Regions from separate parts of the Homo sapiens genome. Here all the other regions are linked to region 2. Evidence: chromatin contacts called from ENCODE Hi-C or POLR2A ChIA-PET data. All regions are on one chromosome and are shown on one strand. Each heading gives the region's core, a stretch centred on a gene start or an enhancer-like site at or near the end of the contact. The rest is flanking DNA. Distances are from core to core; before and after follow the strand shown.

Evidence for each region. A loop is a pair of places that touch in the nucleus more often than their neighbours do. ChIA-PET counts read pairs that join two places held with the same protein, here RNA polymerase II (POLR2A). Pooled maps may share reads with other maps.
Region 1: a loop to region 2 is called in a map of naive thymus-derived CD4-positive, alpha-beta T cell, with 10 times the contacts of the local background. The contact joins the promoter of IBA57-DT here to the promoter of SDE2 in region 2. A Hi-C loop is called at or near these places in 1 of 168 maps with a recorded cell type or tissue (naive thymus-derived CD4-positive, alpha-beta T cell), 1 of 37 single-sample maps with no recorded cell type and 9 of 50 pooled maps.
Region 3: a loop to region 2 is called in a map of CD4-positive, alpha-beta memory T cell, with 14 times the contacts of the local background. The contact joins the enhancer-like site here to the promoter of SDE2 in region 2. A Hi-C loop is called at or near these places in 1 of 168 maps with a recorded cell type or tissue (CD4-positive, alpha-beta memory T cell) and 8 of 50 pooled maps. POLR2A ChIA-PET finds 5 or more read pairs at or near these places in 1 of 52 experiments (RWPE1).

What each region holds. Positions count from the first base shown.
Region 1 is chr1:228,163,805-228,166,801 of GRCh38, forward strand. It overlaps IBA57-DT (IBA57 divergent transcript), which reads right to left and starts at 1,708. Exons shown (of 2, transcript NR_103540.1): 1 at 1,670-1,708; 2 at 282-688. IBA57 (iron-sulfur cluster assembly factor IBA57) reads left to right here and starts at 2,000. Exons shown (of 3, transcript NM_001010867.4): 1 at 2,000-2,353. The coding sequence starts at 2,013. LOC124904534 (a long non-coding RNA gene) reads left to right here. Exons shown (of 2, transcript XR_007066913.1): 2 at 346-1,378. RefSeq lists an enhancer at 1,585-2,487 and a silencer at 1,592-2,631.
Region 2 is chr1:225,998,068-226,000,838 of GRCh38, forward strand. SDE2 (spliceosome associated SDE2) reads right to left here and starts at 1,276. Exons shown (of 7, transcript NM_152608.4): 1 at 1,126-1,276. The coding sequence starts at 1,245. RefSeq lists enhancers at 1,131-1,240, 1,761-1,910, 1,931-2,030, 2,111-2,160 and a silencer at 1,301-1,580.
Region 3 is chr1:223,997,941-224,000,854 of GRCh38, forward strand. It overlaps the pseudogene SEPTIN7P13. Among named protein-coding and RNA genes, the nearest start is that of FBXO28, 110 kb to the right of the region's middle. Within about 2 kb of position 1,336, at least 3 of the 41 ENCODE cell types and tissues checked have a DNase peak (open chromatin) inside an H3K27ac peak, as active enhancers do.

The DNA of each region.
Region 1 (2,997 bases), core at 458-2,957, 2.2 Mb after region 2:
TTTAGCCAGAACCCCACACCCTGGATATCTCACCCTCGATGACATCCAACCAGGTCCCTCATCCTCCACCATCACCTGGTGACGTCTGATCACCCTGCCTGCCTAGAGCAAGGACCCTGTGAGGTGGGTTTAGCCAGACCCCTCAGCCCTGATGTCTCCTTAGTCATTCCCACCCACAGACCCCACGCTGCTCCTCGGCTTCTCCACCCTCTGCCCTGCTGTGTTGGGGTTGAGCTCCATCTCCCCCAAGGCCGCCAGGCAGGGCCCCACACCACATGATGCGCCTTGGTGCAGTCTTCCTCACTGATGTTACTACGCATCATGAGGAATTTTTTTATTCAACAGATACAAAGACCTCTGCTTGCTGGGACTCTGCACCATAAGGACACATTGAGTAAGTCTTCTTTGGTGCTTTGAGTGGAGGGCAGTGGAGAGGGGAATGTCAACAGGGTGCATGGGCCCCAGGAGGCCAGCAAGGCAGGGATGGCTTGGACCAGGGCAGTCAGACTCTAGGGCTGAAGGCTGCTGGGGCCACCTTGTAGATGTGTCACCTACTACCAGGGAAAGTGGCCACTGTACAGGGCTGCTCAGCAGGGGGTATGGGACATCACTCCTCGAGAAAGCACGGTGGGGTGGATATGTCATAGCAGTGTGTGGTTCCTGCCTAAATTGTCCTCTGTGAGTTCAGCTGTGAAGAGAGGACGAGAGTTATTGGAAGGACGTCCTGTGGTCTGGAAGGACGTCCTGTGGGAGGACAGGCTGGGCTCCAGGGGAGCTTGGAATCCTGCACTGAAGAGGACTATAGACACATGATGGGGGTGACCCTGGCCTGAAAAAAGCAGAAGTTACCAAGGATGTGATTTGAAGCTGTGATTGTGTCTCATCATGTCACACTGATTAGGGGTGCGGAGGGGTTGTGGGCTGGATGGTGCCTGTCCTTATCCGTGGAGACACTTGGGGATGGAGCCTCCTGCCACCTGCAGCTGAAGTCCCAATGGTCCAGCAAATGAAAAAAATGACACAACAGCCACACGTGGACGCTGGCGAACTGGTAGGAAAGAGGAAGCGGCCGGGTGCGGTAGCTCACGCCTGTAATCCCAGCACTTTGGGAGGCCAAAGCCGGTGAATCGCTTGAGCCTAGGAGTTTGAGACCAGCCTGGACAACATGGGGAGACCATTTCTACAAAAAAAATACAAAAATTAGCTGGTGTGGTGGCTAGCGCCTGTAGTTCCAGCTACTCAAGAGGCTGAGGAGGGAGGACTGCCTGAGCTCTGGAGCTTGAGGCCAGCCTGGGCAACATAACCAAGACCCTGTCTTTACAAAAAATAAAAATAAAAATAAAAATAAAAATAAAATGCTGATACATGCTAGACCGTGGATGGACTTTGAGAATACTATGCTGAGTGAAATAAGCCGTCGCAAACGACAAATCCCGTAGGATTCTGCTCCTGTGAGGTCCCTAGAGGAGGCACGCTCATGGAGCCAGAAGGTACAATGGGAGCTCCAGGGCCTCGGGAGTGGGTGTTTAACAGGGAGTTTCAGGTTGGGAGGATGAAGAGGTTCTCGAGATGAGTGACGGTGCCCGACATGGGTGGGTGAAAACGAGGAAGGCCACCGAATGGGACATGGGATGGCGCTTAAGAGGCCGGCAGAAACCTCGTTACCTACCGAGGGTGGAGCCTGCGTGCTGACGGATAGGCCGAGTCCCCGCCCCGAAACACACCCCGCGCACGATGCTCCGCCCCACACGCATGCCCCACCCACCCAGCAGGCACGCTCGCCCCGCCCGCCCCTTCCAGCTCGGGAGGCCCTGCTCCTCACGCACGCACTCTCAGTCGGCCTCAACCGGCGCTGCTCCGCCCCTCAGGCACGCACGTTCCGTTCACCCCTCACGCACGCACTCTGCGCCCGCCCCTTCCCGCCTCCCTCCGGCGGCCACCGCCAGGGGCCGCTGTGGCACCCGCCCCTCCCGCTTCCTTGGGCCCTTCCCGCTGCCCCACTCTTGTCCAAGATGGCGACCGCGGCGCTGCTTCGAGGCGCCACTCCGGGGCGCGGCGGCCCGGTCTGGCGCTGGCGGCTGCGCGCGGCCCCAAGGTGCCGCCTGGCCCACAGCTCCTGCAGTCCTGGTGGCGACCCAACGGCCGGAGCGGCCTGGGCCTGCTTCCGGCTGGACGGGCGCACCCTGCTGCGCGTGCGTGGCCCCGACGCGGCGCCCTTCCTGCTAGGGCTGCTGACCAATGAACTGCCGCTTCCGAGTCCTGCGGCCGCGGGGGCCCCGCCTGCTGCGCGCGCGGGCTACGCCCACTTCCTGAACGTGCAGGGCCGGACGCTCTATGACGTCATCTTGTACGGGTGAGCGCGTGCTGGGAGGGCGCTCGGGGGCGGGCACCCAGGGGAGTGGCCAGGGACCGGCACCCAGGGACAGGGCGGGCGCCCGGGGCCTGCAGAGGGCGTGGGGGGTGGGCACCCGGGGAGGGCCGGGATGGGGTGGAAGCTCAAGGGTGGGTGGGCCAGCGACTGGCACTCAGGGTCAGGCACCCAGGAGATTCCACTTGGGATGGACACCCAGGGGAAGCTCACCCAGGGCCCAGCACCCGGGGGAGGGCACCCAGAGGAGGGCTTGGCTCAACACCCAGGGATGGGTCAGCGACTCATCCAGGGGAGGCCTGGGGGCCAGCCCACCATATCAGAGCAGAGGCGTCTCTAGGTGGGCACCTCCCAAGTGGGCCATCTGGTGACCCTTCTCCCTCCGCAGGGACAAGGGGTTCAGGGGCCCCGCCTGGTGGCAGAGCTGTGTTTCTGAGTGACAGCTTGTGGTGACACTCCCGAGTTCTGTTTACCTTGTGTTTCCCTGTGTCTCCCCATAGCTGGTCACATTGGCATTTGGCTCAGTCATCTGTGCTGACATCACGACTGTCAGTGATGTTCATGCCGGGTCAGGGCCTTGACTGCTTACAGCCTTGGGTTTCCCTTGCCCAGCTTCCAGGGACCTGGAT
Region 2 (2,771 bases), core at 26-2,525:
CAGTGGGCCGAGATCACGCCATTGCACTCCAGCCCGGGCAACGGGAGTCAAACTCCGTCGGGGGTGGGGGAGGGGGAGAAAAGAACACTGTACTCATGAAATAAGAATTATTTTCAAAGGAATTAGAATGCAATTATTTTCATGGTCAAAAACAGTTGTGCTTACAGTTTTTAGACTGGATTACAGAGCAGGAAGGAAAACATGGAAAGTGAAAAACCGTATTATTTGCAAACACACATTGCTTCTTCACGGAATCGATCCAAGTCTCTTAAAATTTTGGTCTAGACTGCAGTGTTAACATTTGTTAAGCTTATAAATAGTAAGCAGAGGAAATAGCCGAGGAAAGCACGGATGAGGTGCGGAAAGAACAGAGTTCTAGATCAAGTGCCAACATTAAAATTAGATTCAGGGAAACCACTAAATTCTTTTGACAACTGAACAGGTTTAATATCTTATAGCTGGTAAAAGCTTACTTACTTGAAAGTTCAGTAAAAGCTCACGTGTAACTCTGGAAGTCCCTGGTAGGTTTTCACAAATATGCACGGACAAATGAGACCATCAAATTAATAGTGAACACTTCTACGTAACAGGCCCTAAGAACCCAGGCCCTCAACAGGACACACGTGTGAATGCTTGGTCACAACGACTGACCAGAAGAATCAATTTTCCTTCCCAATCATCCTTTGGCCTGGGTTTGGATATGACATACTTCTCTAGGCTGGGGCTAACAAGGCTGTGTGATGAGTGGACAAAATACACGTCACATAACCATAGTAAGAAGGTGAAGACTGGAGCCTTAAAAATCAGCCGGCCCAACTGCCAGAAGACCATTATATTTACGGATAAAGAAAGAGAAACAAAGTATTTGTAACTGTGAGCGGGACTAAGTGCCTGTAACAGTTTTTTTCTCCCTCTTGGTGGGAAGGCAAAACCACCACCACAAAAGAAAAGCAAAGGAAGGTCTCAGTAACAATTCGAAGCACCTTAACACTGAGGAACTCTCAGCCTCAACGAGTGAAAACCCCAGAGAATAAACGTACCCCCGCCCCGGACAGACCTACTCCGCACCCAGCGCTGCCACCTGTCTGCCTCTTTCTCCTTCCTAACAGGAACCGAAATCCTCACCTGATCTTGGCAGTGCCGGTGGATAAAATCCCGGACGGTGCACCGACCCGAGGCACACCGCACCGCCTTGCACCCGAAGCCAGGGCCGCGAATCCACACCAGCGCCGCGGCCTCCGCCATGTCACCGACTACCCGAACCTCAAGCCTCTCTGAGACACCAGGCGCCGCAACTCGCCCGGCGCCTCTTGATGACGCGAGCATCTTCCAACGCCCCGCCCCTCACGCTTCCGTTCACCCCTCCCCTCCCCTGGGGCGGGTCAAGTGAGCCGGGCGGCGGGGCGGTGCGGGCTGGGGGAGGGGAACAGGAAAGGCCTGGCGGAGGCAGATAAGGCGGCAGAGCACGGGGCGAGGCGTTGCTAGGAGAAGTTGCTAGGGCGGGGCTCGAGGGACCGGCTATAAAAGGCTGGCGCTGGGTTAGGTTTCGAGCTTCCTGGCCGTAAGCGATAAGGCTTTAACTGAGAACCACCTTGTGCTGTAGGCTTTGGCCCTTTTCCTCACATCTGTGTAGTTATTTTTGGGTCGCGGAGAATTGTGGCCCGAGAAGGCTCTGCTCCTTGAGAGTGTGGGGAGAGAAGCTGCAGTCCCGGAAGCGGTTTTAGGGGGCCGCTTCCTTGGCCTAGAGGAGCTCCCCAACCCGAGGGGGCAAGGGAAACGACCCCCAGGAGGCCCCTAAACAGTGGCCGGCGTGGTTTCTCCTCCAGCTTTACAGAGCCTTCTCTTCCCCTCCAGAAACAGCCAACCTCCGGGTTTCTGCCTGCCACGCACGGTTTATTCTTATTTCCGCCTGTTTGTGCACTGCGTTATCTCCACTTCAGCTCTGTTTTCAAAATATTTCACAGCAAGTGGGCTCTTGTGAAAGGCAGTGACAGGAGTGACGTTTATAGTCATGCTGCTTCAAAAAACCCTACCATAACTTTTATTCTGCACCATGGAAACACACTCGGACAGATTTGCATAACGTAACCTTAAGGCTCAGGGAATCCGAAAGAGTCCCTTAATATTTAACAGAATGAGATTATGGTATTTCTAAAACCCTGAACAATTCAAAAGCCACCAGTGTGAAGATAGGAAGGTTATTTGGAGATATCTGTGCCTGCTAAACACAAATGCATCGGCCCACAGAATTGCCTTCTCTGCTGTTAAAATGCTTGGCAAATGGAACTCCTAGCTGAGGGGGTAACAACAAAAAATTCAGAAATCGTTTAGCGGTGGCAGTATGTGCGAAAATGGAATTTCAAGGCCTGGGAAGTTAATAGATTCAGTGGTCTTTATTTCACACACGAGGGAAAGTTGGGGAGAGAAAGGGCCTCCATGGGGATGCCAGTAGATAAATAAAAATTACAAAAAAAAAAATAATAAAGATAGATTGTACTGGCCGGGCGCGGTGGCTCATGCCTGTAATCCAGCACTTTGGGAGACTGAGGCGGGCGGATCTCGAGGTCAGGAGTTCGAAACCAGCCTCACCAACATGGTGAAACCCCATCTCTACTAAAAATACAATAATTAGCCGGGCGTGGTGGTGCGCGTCTGTAATCCCAGCTATTCAGGAGGCTGAGGCAGGAGAATCGCTTGAACCCGGGAGGCAGAGGTTGCAGTGAGCTGAGATCGTGCCATCGCACTCCAGCCTGGGCGACAGAGAGAGTCTC
Region 3 (2,914 bases), core at 86-2,585, 2.0 Mb before region 2:
CATTGCTGTTGTGTGTGCATAAAGATATAAAGGTATTTGAGTTTATTTTATTTGATTTCTAGTGAGGTTGAACATGTCTTGTACTCAATAACTGTTCAGATTTCATTAAAGTCTTTTGGTAATCTTAATATTTTCTGTCATTTTCTTGCTGATTTATAGGAGTTTGAAAAATCTAATAATCCCCTACATTTTAGATATTGCAGACATTTTCTCCCCAGGTGAGCATCTGTTAAAGATGTGACATGCCCTCAATTTATTTTAGAATTCTTACATTGGCTTAGCTTCAAAATAAATTGCCTAAACCCATTTTACCTTCCTTTAAAGTAACACTTCAAAAATATCCTCTTCTGTTGTGAATATCTTCCCGGAAACTCTCTTTATCTTGAAAACAAAGGGGTAATGGAGGTACTAGAGAATATCTCTAGTAGGATTTTTAAGACAGGCCTGTGCACCACTGTTAAATATCTTTTCTGTACCAAAAAGAAGACCTGTAACATTTGAGAACCAGATTGATCCTTAGTAGAATCCTGTAGAAGTCCTCTTTCCTGATTGAACCATAGAGGTGTATTCCTTTATATACTGAAAACTAGCTGAAGATAATCTAAACTCTTGTGCCCAGTTAGGAAAGAACATGCCATATTATGGACAGGGTCAGAGTCATTCAAGAAGCCTGAATATAGTTAGAAAATGAGAATGTAATCTTTTTAATAGTTGGCTGGCTCTTTACCAAGCCCAGTAGTCTTGAAGATATAGGGGAAATAGTGTAAACGGTTGTCAAGATGAATCTAAAATGGAAATTAATCAGTTCCCTAGAATAGATTGAGAAATTAGCTTTAGGAAAAAGATAAATTTCACACACACTGTACCATGGAAGGTACAGTGCTGATTCAGACAGACTGGGAATGGTCTCATTTTTAAGTGGTGATGTGAGGTACTTCACTGAGCATTGTGACAGGCACGGGCTTGGGAAGAGCCTATTAGGAAATGGGAGAGGCATGAGACTAAGGAGCACATAAGAGTAATATTAGCAGAGAAATTCTTTTTGAGGTTGAAGGTCATGAATTTTATGGTATAGGAATAGAAAGAGGGGTTAATCCAGAATGGGATTTGAGTTGGAAAGGGAAAGAAATAAAGGTTTTGGGAAGGAGGTTGCTAATAGAAAATGAGAGGGGCAAGGGATTTGAGGTCTCAGTAAGGAGACAGGGATATGAGGAGTGGAGAGGTTCAGAATAGAAAGCCAAATTAGAGTTTTGGGATCAACTTTCTTCTCAGTAAAGTAGTCCTGGGTCTTCGTGAGAAGGAAGTATTCTTCAGGCATAACTGTTCTACTATTGGTTACTTCCTCTTTCATTGTCTTGTGGAACACGATGAAACATTTAAGATGATATTCATCTTTTGAGCCAATAAATAAGGGAAATAGATAGTTTTTGTGTTTGAGCTAAGTGGAGTATCTCAGGCCATTCCAATGTCTTCAGAGTTTTGGCTGTAATGCTACCTCTTGAGCAAGTGTAGGTAGAGGTAAGCTCTTGACAGAAAATTTTAACCCTCTCTTCAAAATGTTATATGCTTAATTAAATAACTTCTTAATTTACCTTAATAAATGGCGTATAAACATTAAGTTAGAAAAGGTTAGTGTATATGAAGCTGTATAATCAACATTGTTTGACTTTTTTTCCTCAGATTGTAAAACTGAAAACTCAGTATACTAATACTCTTGTATACTGTATACACTCAGTATTAGAAAATGAGTACCTTTGATTTCTGGAATCTCGGATGCCAAAAGAGGTCTCAATAGATGAATTATACATAGATGATTCATAGACGATAGTTTTAGTTTTATTTATTTTTCAGGGAAAAACATTTGACAATGTTCTTGATTCATTTTTTTGGTATTAAATTATGCAGCTAATCTTAGAGAACCCTGAGTGATGCCATAAAAGATGTTGATGTGGCCTGCTTAAGGAAAGTGCACGGGAAAGTGGCCATTTGGAATAGATTTGTTAAGAAAAGTTTGAAATTCTTGGACTCGAACTAATTTGTTTTCCATGGATCCCATGAGGATACTTGTAAAAGCAGATGATAGGGTCCAGTTGGATCCTGTGAATGGCACTAGTTTGCAGTTATGTTTTCTGGATCTCTTCCATATGTCGCTGACTTCTTTGTATTTGACCATGTATGGACATACAGAATTTCATAGGCCAGAGAAGAAAAGAAGCTTTATAAACATTCCTTATGTGTGTAAAATACAAATCTTCATTTGTCTTAGCAAGTCAATAAGTAATTAAGTTGTTGAACTGATTTTTTTTTTAAACAGGGAAATATCTTAAAATTTAAGCTGTTAGGTTAAAATGTGTGTTTGGTATACAGCATATTACTGAAGGTAGAATGGGCTTCATTTGGTAATAAAGGAACCAGAAATATTTTTAAGTAAAATTGGGAGATGATTCATGTAGATTAACTATATTTTTGTATCACTTTCTAGAATACAGTACTATGTTGTTTAAAAGAGTAAGTAGGTAAAGGAGTGGTATAATTACTTTGGATATTTCTGCGTCAGCCACAGTTACCATGAATAAATGATCTGTCTTTATAAAGGAGATGGAAGTGAATTCAAGATATTGAGATGTTAGATTTGACTGGGTTGTCCTTTGACTAGAAGATCACCAGATAAAGAAAATGTAAACTTCCTAAACCAGATAAGATGATATTGTTAAAAAATTTTTTTGGCCCAGCACTTTGGGAGGCTGAAATGGGAAGATTGCTTGAACCCAGGAGTTTGAAGCTGCAGTAAGCTATGATCTACCATGCACTCCAGCCTGGGCAACAGAGTGAGACCCTGACTAAAAAAAAAAATTTTTTTTCCTTTGGTTCTCATGATTTCACACTGATGAATCTGATTGTTTTCTCTGAGTCA